2 separate regions of the Homo sapiens genome follow, and region 1 is linked to region 2. A link is a contact called in ENCODE Hi-C data. All regions are on one chromosome and are shown on one strand. Each heading gives the region's core, a stretch centred on a gene start or an enhancer-like site at or near the end of the contact. The rest is flanking DNA. Distances are from core to core; before and after follow the strand shown.

Region 1 (5,500 bases), core at 2,837-5,336, 40 kb after region 2:
AAAATAAAACAAAATGAAAACAAACACACATGCACTGTGCAGAACTATTTACCTGCCCTGCATTCATCCTACTTTTTCTCTCTAGAACACGCATTTCTGCAGATTTCTATCTGACTCAATGCCTCACATTGGGAAAAATTTCATTGCATATAAACACAAGATAGCAAAAAACTACTTAGTGACTGCCTGCTTGCAGTAGGCAACTGTGACTTGCTGTTTTTGTTTTGTTTCTATTCTCTCTCTTACCACAATTAATCCCCCTTTTGAAATTAGCACTTGATTTTTTTTTTTTTTTTTTTTTTGTAGATTCACCTTCTCCCTTGTCACCCTCCATCCCTGCAGCTCCATGCATCTCCTTCATATGGGGCTGACTTCAACCTCAGGATGCAGGGAAGTCACCTAACCCAGGCCTGACCAATCAGGGCGTCACACCTCTTAGAGAGTATTTAAAGGGCAGGCCTGATGGCCAATGAGATCTGTTCCTGGGGCTTTGCTGAGAATACTGAGGGAAGTTGTCCTTCCTTCCATCAGTTTTCTCTGCTGATAGATGAATAGCTTGGAGCTGCCGGTGTTTATCTTGTGTTATTTGGGAAGCATCTACCTGAAAATTACAGAATAAAATAGAACCAAATATGAAAATTCCATTACCTGAAGACATTTTTGATAACCTGGTCCTCTCTTGTACCTTTCAGCTGCGTAAGAAAATGCATTGCCTTATTTGTGTGTTCATGTATGTCTTTCTTTACAGGCTTCATCACAGTGGAGCTAGGTCTTGGTCACTTTCATCTGAGACCTGACAAGTACGCTCATCACACACTCTGCACCTTACTGTGTTCACCCCATTCTATCCATTCTGCCTCTGTGTTTTGAAAACTTGCTTCTTATTCTCAAGATACCTTCCCCTTTTTTCAGACTGGTAGCATCACAGCTATTCAAATAAATGCTCCCTCTTCTACCACTCTCCCTGGATGGGCCAATGGTCTGCCCTTTAGCTTTCACAGCTTTGGTGTACTGCACTAGACTATGAGTGACCTGGGGTGGAGACTGTGTCTGAGTCATCTTTGCAGCACCCACCACAAAATGTTCGTGCTGAACAAGCAGAGGAGGCTCCACATCCTGTTCTTTACAGATTTTGATTACTGTCAGGTGCCTGGCTGGCTGAAAAAAAAAATTCTTCCATTTTCCTGGCTTTCTGAGTGTCTTTCTTTTCTGGATGTTCATTAGGACATGGGCTCAGCCACACCAAGCTCATGCAGTCCTGTTGCTTCAGGGGATGTTCAGCATCAAGGTAGCTGCAAAAAAAGGAAGGCAGATAGTTATGAATCTACCTTTTAGTCTCTTTCTGCCTTAACATACCATAATTTTGAAGAGGTTTTGTATGCCCTTTACTTCAATGTGCTTGTGTCTGAGGGAAATATTGAGATACAGACATCCGGCAGAAAATGTTTCCTGGCATTGGAATCCTGCAAACATCCACCTCTTCTGTTTACCCCAATGCTGCTGTTAGTGAGGGGAACAGGGAGAGACCCTGAGACAGCCTGAGAGTCACCTACAGGAAGAGACAGGGCTTCTCCTGAAGAGGAAGTCACTGGGGTCTGGCAAGCAGGTCAGCTCACTTCATTACCACCTGGGGCCCAGGTCTCTTTCTATCCCTCATGGAGTGGTTCCCAGCTCTAATAATGAAAACACTTAAGGAGCTTTCTAAAACAAAGATTCCTGAGTCCTATCCCAGATTTAGAGGTCTGAAGATCTAGCAGTAGTCACCTGGGGAGTTCATTTTTTTTTTTTACAAAGCTCTGCAAGTTTGACAACCACTACCTTAAAACACACACTTCTACCATTTCAGTCAATTAAAGATGCAATATTAAGATATTCTCTGCACCTCACAGAAAACCAGAGCACGAAGGCCTTTAATTTCCCAGGATTGGCCCATGTTACAGAAAGGAATCCTAACAGATTTGAACATCTTCTGTTGTACCATACTAGGGTGCTTGGAAAATATGTTGTTTTCTGTCTCTCTCCAGGCATACACGTAAGAGAGCACTTCACAAAATTATTGACTGAGAAGTGGTCATGTGTCTTGTTTTGGCCAATTAAATGTGAGCAGAAATCATGTGGGTCACTTCCAGGTGTAAGATATTAGAGGCCTGCATGCTTCATCTTACTCGTTTGTCTCTCTTTGCCATGACAGCCAACAATCTTCCGGAAAGGCAATGCCTAGTAAGTCTGGCTCAGAGGTCAGGACAAGCAATGTCATTGTGGAGCAGCCTCCTGAGGTTAATGAGAAGCCTGAAAATCCTAAGTAATCTCCAAAAACCTTCTAGAATTAATGCGTGAATTTAGCAAGGTCTCAGAATACAAGGTTAACCCCCAAATCTACCAAATTTCTATATCTTACCAGTGTATAATTAGAAACTCAAATTAAAACACACACACACCCCACTGCTATGTAGAATAGCTCCCCTAAAGTGAAATACATTGATATAGATTTAACAAGACATGTAAAGGTTGGTATGTTGGAAATTACAAATGCTGATAACAGAATCAGTGACTACCTACATAAAATGAGAACTAATTCATGTCAACATAGTAAAGATGTTACTTTTCCCCAAATGGATCTTTAAATTTAATGCAATACTACTTAAAATCCCACCAGGATTTTTATAGTTATAGATATGCTAATTCTATAATATATATGGAAAACAAAATGAATTAGAAGACCAAAACAATGTCGAAAATCAAAAAAGTAGTTGGAAGAAGCCATACCCAATTTTAAGACTTACTATTAATTGATAGTAATCAAGACATTGGTGCACTAAGGAAGAGATGGCTACTCCCAGGACCCAGACTGTGATCTCTAAATGCTATTGACCAGTAAAGAGAACCAGAGCCCCAAAAGGAAATGGCTGATTCCAAATATTGGTCTGAAAAGGTACAAAATGAACCTGTATATCTTGTTATGATTGAAAGCAAGGACATTGTCAACTATTAATGCAATTTAGTCAAAAAAGATACAGGGATCTGACCATCCCTTTATACAGGCCATCCCTCTGGATAAAGAAGTGACCATCTGAGGATTAAAAAAAAAAGATACTGGCAATGCTTTGTAACACACAAAACATAGCCAACACGAGTAACGTTTTGAGCTTACTAGATTACCATGTTACCATTTTGACTTTCAGAACTGTAATATTGGCCAGGCGCGATGGCTCACACCTGTAATCCCAGCACTTTGAGAGGCCAAGGCGGACAGATCACTTGAGGTCAGGAGTTCAAGACCAGCCTGGCCAACATGGTGAAACCCCGTCTCTACAAAAATACAAAAATTAGCCAGGTATGATGGCAGGTGTCTGTAATCCCAGCTACTCGGGAGGCTGAGGTGGGAGAATTGCTTGAATCTGGGAGGCGGAGGTTTCAGTGAACCGAGATCGTGCCATTGCACTCCAGTTTGGGTAACAGAGTGAGACTCTATATCAAGAAAAAAAAAAAAGAACTGTCATATAATAAATTTATATTGTTTTTAGCCACTACATTTGTTACAACTTATTAGGGTAACGTTAAGAAACTTTTCTATTTTCCGTAGAGGCCCCGGAGCTCCTTAGCTTTGGGATAAACTGGTGCTTACCCCAACTGTGGGGTCAGAGCGTGGAAGTGAGAGAAGGGAAAGACCATCATGGTCTGCTGTGGTCAGGGAAGGCTTCCTGGAGGAGGAGAAAGTGGAGGAAGCAGCTGAGCCTGGAGGGATGGGGTCACTACCTTTAAAGCATCTGTCAGCCATGGGGATCTGATGGTTTTTTTATTTTTTATTTTTTATTTTTATTATTATTATTATTTTTTTACAAACCCTTGTGTGGAGATCTGACTTTCAATAGATCGCAGCGAGGGAGCTGCTCTGCTACGTACGAAACCCCGACCCAGAAGCAAGTCGTCTACGAATGGTTTAGCGCCAGGTTCCCCACGAACGTGCGTTGCGTGACGGGCGAGAGGGCGGCCGCCTTTCCGGCCGCGCCCCGTTTCCCAGGACAAAGGGCACTCCGCACCGGACCCTGGTCCCAGCGCGGGGCGGGGCGGCCCGCCGGCGGGGACCGGCTATCCGAGGTATCCGAGGCCATCCGAGGCCAACCGAGCCGACCGAGGCCAACCGAGGCCATCCGAGGCCGACCGAGGCCGACCGAGGCCGACCGAGGCCATCCGAGGCCGACCGAGGCCGACCGAGGCCGACCGAGGCCGACCGAGGCCATCCGAGGCCGACCGAGGCCAACCGAGGCGCCGCGGGGCTGCCGTATCGTTCCGCCTGGGCGGGATTCTGACTTAAGAGGCGTTCAGTCATAATCCCACAGATGGTAGCTTCGCCCCATTGGCTCCTCAGCCAATGGGATCTGATTTTTTAAGCAGTCACAACACTAGACTTTTAATTGAGAAAGCTCTGTAAGCAATTAAAAGCCGCTGTTGTTTTAAACTCTTCTTGTGTCACCTGCTGGCAATGAGGAAAATGATACATCACCTCAACAAAATGCCTCAGTGAGTTGGTACACATTTTTTATTTGCATTTTTATTTGCACATATTCTAAGATACAACCATGTCAAAGCTTCCAATTATCTTTTTTTGTTTGGTTTTGTTTTTTGAGACGGAGTCTCCCTCTGTCACCCAGGCTGGAGTGCAGCGGTGTGATCTAGGCTCACTGTAAACTCCTTCTCCCGGCTCAAGCAATCCACTCACCTCAGCCTCCTGAAGAGCTGGGACTACAGGCACCCACCACCACACCTGGAGAATTTTGTTTGTTGTTTGTTTGGTTTGAGACAGGATCTCACTCTGTTATCTAGGCAGGAGTGCAGTGGCACAGTCTCAGCTCACTGCAACCTCAGCCTCCTGGATTCAAGCGATTCTCCTGCCTCAGCCTCCCAAGTAGCTGGGATTACAGGCACCCGCCACCATGCCTGACTAATTTTTTGTATTTTTAGTAGAGATGGGGTTTCACCACGTTGGCCAGGCTGGTCTTGAACTCCTGACCTCAAGTGATCCGCCTGGCTCGGCCTCCCAAAGGGCTGGGATTACAGGTGTGAGCCACCATGCCAGGCAAATGTAATTATGTTTGACCTCACAAATTTACTTTCAAATATATGGTGAGGGTTAGACCCTTGCTACATAGCAGGAGGCACTCAGGAAAGCAGGTATGGTGCCTGCATTGACTGACGTTGAAACCTAAGGGAAGTGACAGGCAGCAAAGAGTTGCCCTATAATAAATGAGTGGTCTTGCAATAACTCTGTTGTGAGATAATGTCAGTGGAGGCCCCTGTTGAATTATGCAGCCCAATGTGGGATAGGGTGGAAGAAGGAAGGGGAGAGACATCCAGAGATGGGGTTTGGCATCATCTCTCAGAGGCTGGGAGAGACCCAGTCCAAGCCCACATGCTCAGCCATCTTAATTTATTGACAAATGGAAAAAAAAATGTACAATGTATTATACTTTAAATGCTTCCATTAAAAAGATTCTTATTT
Region 2 (6,137 bases), core at 3,017-5,516:
AGAGTCCTGCTGTCTTTCCCAGGGAATGTCATGGAGGGGTGCCAAGGCTTCAATAATTTGTTCTAAAAATGGCTTTGGAGAAAGATGTCATGATGTGTTTTTAGCTAGTTGCGCCTGAGACAGCTACAGACTTTAATCTCATCAAGTGCAGTGACTGGAGCAGCCAAATATTTTTCATAAGAAAAATGGGCAAGAAATGACTGCAAGAAAGCCCAGGAGGTATATGCTTTCTCATCAGGGCAAAGACTGAATCCTCAGCACTGTCTAAGCTGTCACATAATACATAGACATAAGTCCTGGACCATTACCAGAGAGAGACACAGAGATGACTGAGAAAACTTAAAATAAAAAAAAAAAGATTAAAAGAGCCCCATCAGGTCAATACCTAGATGTCGGCCTTGTGAGACTGAACAGAGAACCTCGTCATGTCTGCCTGGACTTCTGGCCCCCAGAACCACGAGCTCATAAATTGTAAGCCTCCAAATTTACGGTAAGATCTTAGACAGTATAGAAAACTAATATATAAGTTATTTTATAATGGCTTGACAAGTTGAGGAAGCATTTGCTGTACATCTCACATGAGCTACTTTAGTAGAGCAATACACAGCACTGTCTGATCTCTCTCTCTCTTTTTCAAACACACACACACACACATAATTGATGCAATGCGTGTGTGATGTAACTCCATTATAGGAAAAGAAGGTCTACCTATTTAGAAGCAAGCCTACCCAGAATCCAGATGTTGATTTTTAATACCATTCTCCCATGAAAAGAACCACAGTTTCCTGGGAAAATGACTGATTCTAGGACTGAGACAGAGAATATGTAAAATGAGGCTGGAGCATCTTGTTGTGCCAGAACGTAAGGAAGTGCTCAAAAGAAAAAAAAAATCATTGTTGGGGGTATGCAAAGGTACAAACTGAAAGCGTTCTCAGCAGCCAGTGCTAGACAAATTCATGCAACAAAATAAATAAAATACTTTTGGGTAACCCAAAGTACAAAGAAAATATTCATGAGACATCTTGACATAAATGCTTAAATCAATCAATAGAAGAGAAGAAACAAGTCTCTTGTGTAGAATAATTCCAGGTAATTTATGTAGATTGTCTGCCCTCAAGGAGGTTCAGCATAACTCATCAGTCCTTCAGTGAGGACTGGACCTAAATAACCATAGCCATGGTGACATGTCAGGACAGTTAGTTCTTTTTCATCCTCATTTAGCAAGAGCCCAAATTGTTCTCATCTGTTTCCCATGGCTTCATGGAGTAAAAAAATAAAATTCTAAATATGAGTTTCTTCTCTGCCGTCACTATTAGCATCACTAGTACATACCCTATATGCAATGCTTCAAAGAGGGTTTTTCCCTGTGAGCTTCTGTGGTAGGGAATTTCATTCTCACCATTTTACGATCCAGGAAAGTAAGGTGTGGTTAGAGACACTCGTTGCAAGGTAACTCAGATATTAAGTAGTTGACTTGTGGTTTTCTGGTGGAGGGAAGACCTACCTGTCCCCAGTCCCTCCACACATTGGTTAGGATGCTGAGACCAGTGTTGAGATTGTTGATCCAAAAATGCACATAAAATGTATGTAACAGTTTATTAGTCACAACTGGGACTTTTGGGGACAGCAGGATTGTTCCTAGTACCAATGGAGCCCATGGCTTGAGTGGAGCAGAGGGTGGGGGATAGAGGGTGGGGGATAGAGGGAGGGGAATAGAGGGTGGGGGGTGGAGGGGGATAGAGGGTGGGGGATAGAGGGAGGGGGATAGATGGTGGGGGATAGAGGTAGGGGGATAGAGCATGGGGGATAAAGGGTGGGGGATAGAGGGAGGGGGATAGAGGGAGGAGGATAGAGGGTGGGGGATAGAGGGAGGGGGATAGAGGGTGGGGGGATAGAGGGAGGGGGATAGAGGGTGGGGGATAGAGGGAGGGGGATAGAGGGTGGGGGATAGAGGGAGGGGGATAGAGGGTGGGGGATAGAGCATGGAGGATAGAGGGTGGAGGATAGAGGGAGGGGGATAGAGGGTGGCAGATAGAGGGTGGGGGGATAGAGGGTGTGGGATAGAGCATGGGGGATAGAGGGTGGGGGATAGAGGGAGGGGATAGAGGGGGGGACAGAGGGAGGGGGATAGAGGGTGGGGGATAGAGGGAGGGGGATAGAGGTAGGGGGATAGAGCGTTGGGGATAGAGGGTAGGGGATAGAGGGAGGGGGATAGAGGGAGGGGGATAGAGGGTGGGGGATGGAGGGGGGATAGAGGGTGGGGGATAGAGGGTGGGGGATGGAGGGGGATAGAGGGAGGGGATAAAGGGTGGGGGATAGAGGGAGGGGATAGAGGGAGGGGGATAGAGGGTGGGGGATAGAGGTAGGGGGATAGAGCATGGGGGATAGAGGGTGGGGGATAGAGGGGGGGACAGAGGGTGGGGGATAGAGGGTGGGGGATAGAGGGTGGGGGATAGAGGGAGGGGGATAGAGGGTGGGGGATGGAGGGGGATAGAGGGAGGGGATAAAGGGTGGGGGATAGAGGGAGGGGATAGAGGGAGGGGGATAGAGGGTGGGGGATAGAGGGAGGGGGATAGAGGGAGGGGATAGAGGGAGGGGGATAGAGGGTGGGGGATAGAGGTAGGGGGATAGAGTGTGGGGGATAGAGGGTGGGGGATAGAGGGGGGGACAGAGGGTGGGGGATAGAGGGAAGGGGGATAGAGGGTGGGGGATAGAGGGTGGGGGATAGAGGGAGGGGGATAGAGGGTGGGGGATAGAGGGAGGGGATAGAGGGTGGGGGGATAGAGGGAGGGGGATAGAGGGTGGGGGATAGAGGGAGGGGGATAGAGGGTGGGGGATAGAGGGTGGGGGATAGAGGGAGGGGGATAGAGGGTGGGGGATAGAGGGAGGGGGATAGAGGGTGGGGGATAGAGCATGGAGGATAGAGGGTGGAGGATAGAGGGAGGGGGATAGAGGGTGGCAGATAGAGGGTGGGGGGATAGAGGGTGGGGGATAGAGGGTGGGGGATAGAAGGTGGGGGATAGAGGGAGGGGATAGAGGGGGGGACAGAGGGAGGGGGGATAGAGGGTGGGGGATAGAGGGAGGGGGATAGAGGGTGGGGGATGGAGGGGATAGAGGGTGGGGATAGAGGGTGGGGGATAGAGGGTGGGGGATAGAGGGAGGGGGATAGAGGTAGGGGGATAGAGCGTTGGGGATAGAGGGTAGGGGATAGAGGGAGGGGGATAGAGGGTGGGGGATGGAGGGGGGATAGAGGGTGGGGGATAAAGGGAGGGGGATAGAGGGAGGGGATAGAGGGAGGGGGATAGAGGGTGGGTGATAGAGGTAGGGGGATAGAGCGTGGGGGATAGAGGGTGGGGGATAGAGGGGGGGACAGAGGGTGGGGGATAGAGGGAGGGGGGATAGAGGGTGGGGGATAGAGGGTGGGGGATAGAGGGTGGGGGATAGAGGGAGGGGGATAGAGGGTGGGGGATAGAGGGAGGGGATAGAGGGAGGGGATAGAGGGAGGGGGATAGAGGGTGGGGGATAGAGGGTGGGGGATAGAGGGAGGGCAGCCTTGCCTCTGATTGCTAATGGGAGGCAGGCTGGGGTGGGCTCCAGTGCACAAGTCCTGGCTTGCATGGCTCAACTCCCTACAGTGCTGAGGGAGGCGATGCTGGACTTTCTTACCAGGACAGGTGAGGGTGGGGGCTTGAAAGGGGTCAGGGGCCAACCATTAAAAATGGAATCAGACTCTGTATCACAGCAGTGATGTAGAATATTAAACTCAGCTCTCAGGACACCAAAACCACTAGGGGGTTTCTACCCCACAGCAGCTGCCATATACAACACGGTCATGGAGACACACACAGACCATATGCAGGCAACAGCTTGCATTTTGAATATTACTCACCACTGTGAGTCCTGGGCTGCATCACTCCTCACTGGTGAGCCTGTCTCCTAGGCACTCTGGGGATGATCAAAGTACCTGTATTGTAGGACTGTCCTGAGAAGTAAATGAGAGATGCTTAACTTAGAGCCTGCTGTGTTGTAAATGCATAAACATGGAACTCAGTTAATCATCATTCACTCAACAGCATCGGTCTATCTTCCTGCCCACAGGGTTCTGCATCCAACCTCAGGCAAAGGTGCAAGTCATGGGGGTTTCCCAGTGAGTGGAATGGCCTGATGGGCGTGTCATCTCTACTCCTCCATGGCTGGGAAATGTGGATGAGTCATTTGCTTAGCAGGACTTTACTGAGCACTTTGTGTTTTTGTTTTGTTTTGTTTTTGTAATTGTGTGTGCTAGGCACTGTTCTAGGTGCCACAGACACAGCATGAAACAAGATAGGCAAGATTCCTGCCTTGGGCAGTGTACATCCCAGTGGGATGAGTCAGTGATGCCCATATTCACAAATGAATAAGCAAGGTGGCTTAAAACAATATCAGTTTGCTGTCTTATACTTTTAGAGGTCAGAGTCTAGAAATTAGTCTGTGTGGCTGAAATCAAGCTATCAGCAGGGCTGTGTTCCTGTTGGAGGCTCCAGGGGAGCATCTACTCCTGGCTCTGTGTTCCTGTCGGAGGCTCCAGGGGAGAGCGTACTCCTGGCTGTGTTTTCCAGTTTCCAGAGGCCACCTGCAGTCCTTTCCTTAGGTCCCTCTGCCAGCACTCCTGACACTCTAACCTCTGCTATTGTGGTCACCTCTCCTCTGACTCTGACCCTCAGTCCTTCTCCTTATTAGAAAACATGATTACACAGGACTCACACAGATAATCCTGGGTGATCTCCCAATTCAAGGCACTGAATCACATCTGCAAAGTCCCTTTTACAAAATAACATGTTCAACAGCTCCAGGGACTAGCCTATGGACATTTTTAGGAGCCCTACTACACTTGCATATTGCAAAACTTTGTATATTAAACCTATGAAAAATGAGTTCAAATCAAAATCACACATCCAAATGGCCTACAATCTCCAGGAAGATCAGATACATGGGTCAAAAGGAAGAGGCATAGCAATGGAAATTTATATTAATTTGCTCAAACTGACATAACAAAGCTCCACAGACTGGGTGGCTTAAACAGCATAAATGCATTTCCTCACAGTTCTGGAGGCTGGAAGTCTGAGATCAAGGTGTCTGTAGGGTGACTTTCTTCTGAGGCCTCTCTCCTTGGCTTGTAGGTGGCCGTCTTCTCCCTGTGTCCCCACATAGTCTACTCAGTGTCTGTATCCTAATCTCCTTTTTTTTTCTTTTTTCTTTTTCTTTTCTTTTCTTTTTTTGTTTTTTGTGATGGAGTCTCACTCTGTTGCTCGGTCTGATGTGCAGTGGTGCAATCTTGGCTCACTACAATCTCCGCCTCCCAGGTTCAAGTGATTCTCCTGCCTCAGCTTCCAGAGTTCACAGGCACCTGTCATCACATCCAGCTACTTTTTTTTTTTTTTTTTAGTAGAGATAGGGGTTTCACCACATTGGCCAGGCTGGTCTCAAACTCCTGACCTCAGGTGATCCGCTGGCCTCAGCCTCCCAAACTGCTAGGGTTACAGGTGTGAGCCACCGTGTCTGGCCTAATCTCCATTTCTTATAAAGGCACCAGTCAGATTGGATTAGGACCTGCCATAACAACCTCATTTTTATTAAATTACCACTTCTCTAAAGACCCTCTCTTCAAATACAGTTATATTCTGAGGTCCTGAAGGTGAGAAGTTGAACATACGTATTATGAGCACACACAATCCAGCTCATGACAGAACCCAGAGCAGCAGAGTGGGCTGCAGTGACAGGAGGAGGAACTGATCTGTCTAAGGGGGCGACAGCTCCAGCCAGTGGTCACCCCATAGAAATGTGGGCTTCTGAGACATAATAGTCTCCTGGATTTTCAACAGAAGTCCAATGAAAGTTTTCATTTTGTTTGTTTTTGTGTATGTTCTTGCTTACTGTTTAAATAAGCCATCCTGGGTTAGCAACCTGCATACCCAGACTCTCTCTTATCCCTCTGGACACGCTGTGGGAGAAGAGAGGGGGCTTCTTTTCTCCTGCTTTGTCTCCCCTCCCTTCCATCCAGGTTGGTGATGAGTTGTAGAGGGAGAAGATAGAAGATGCAAGAAAGAGGCTACCTGCCTAGGACTGGCATGAGATGGTGCAGGTGCTCTCTGGGCAGG

Evidence for each region. Hi-C counts contacts between places; a loop is a spot of excess contacts on that map. Pooled maps may share reads with other maps.
Region 1: a loop to region 2 is called in a map of mammary epithelial cell, with 9 times the contacts of the local background. The contact joins two enhancer-like sites. A Hi-C loop is called at or near these places in 4 of 168 maps with a recorded cell type or tissue (MCF 10A, PC-3, PC-9 and 1 more), 9 of 37 single-sample maps with no recorded cell type and 15 of 50 pooled maps.

Annotation. Positions count from the first base shown.
Region 1 is chr12:127,162,070-127,167,569 of GRCh38, forward strand. It overlaps LOC105370062 (a long non-coding RNA gene), which reads right to left. Exons shown (of 4, transcript XR_945515.4): 2 at 649-1,292. Among named protein-coding and RNA genes, the nearest start is that of LINC02405, 100 kb to the left of the region's middle. Within about 2 kb of position 4,087, at least 26 of the 41 ENCODE cell types and tissues checked have a DNase peak (open chromatin) inside an H3K27ac peak, as active enhancers do; they include PC-3, PC-9 and mammary epithelial cell, where a contact is called at or near this core.
Region 2 is chr12:127,121,850-127,127,986 of GRCh38, forward strand. The region is part of intron 2 of LOC107984449; the gene reads left to right. Among named protein-coding and RNA genes, the nearest start is that of LINC02405, 65 kb to the left of the region's middle. RefSeq lists enhancers at 3,957-5,156, 4,022-4,091. Within about 2 kb of position 4,267, at least 5 of the 41 ENCODE cell types and tissues checked have a DNase peak (open chromatin) inside an H3K27ac peak, as active enhancers do; they include PC-3, PC-9 and mammary epithelial cell, where a contact is called at or near this core.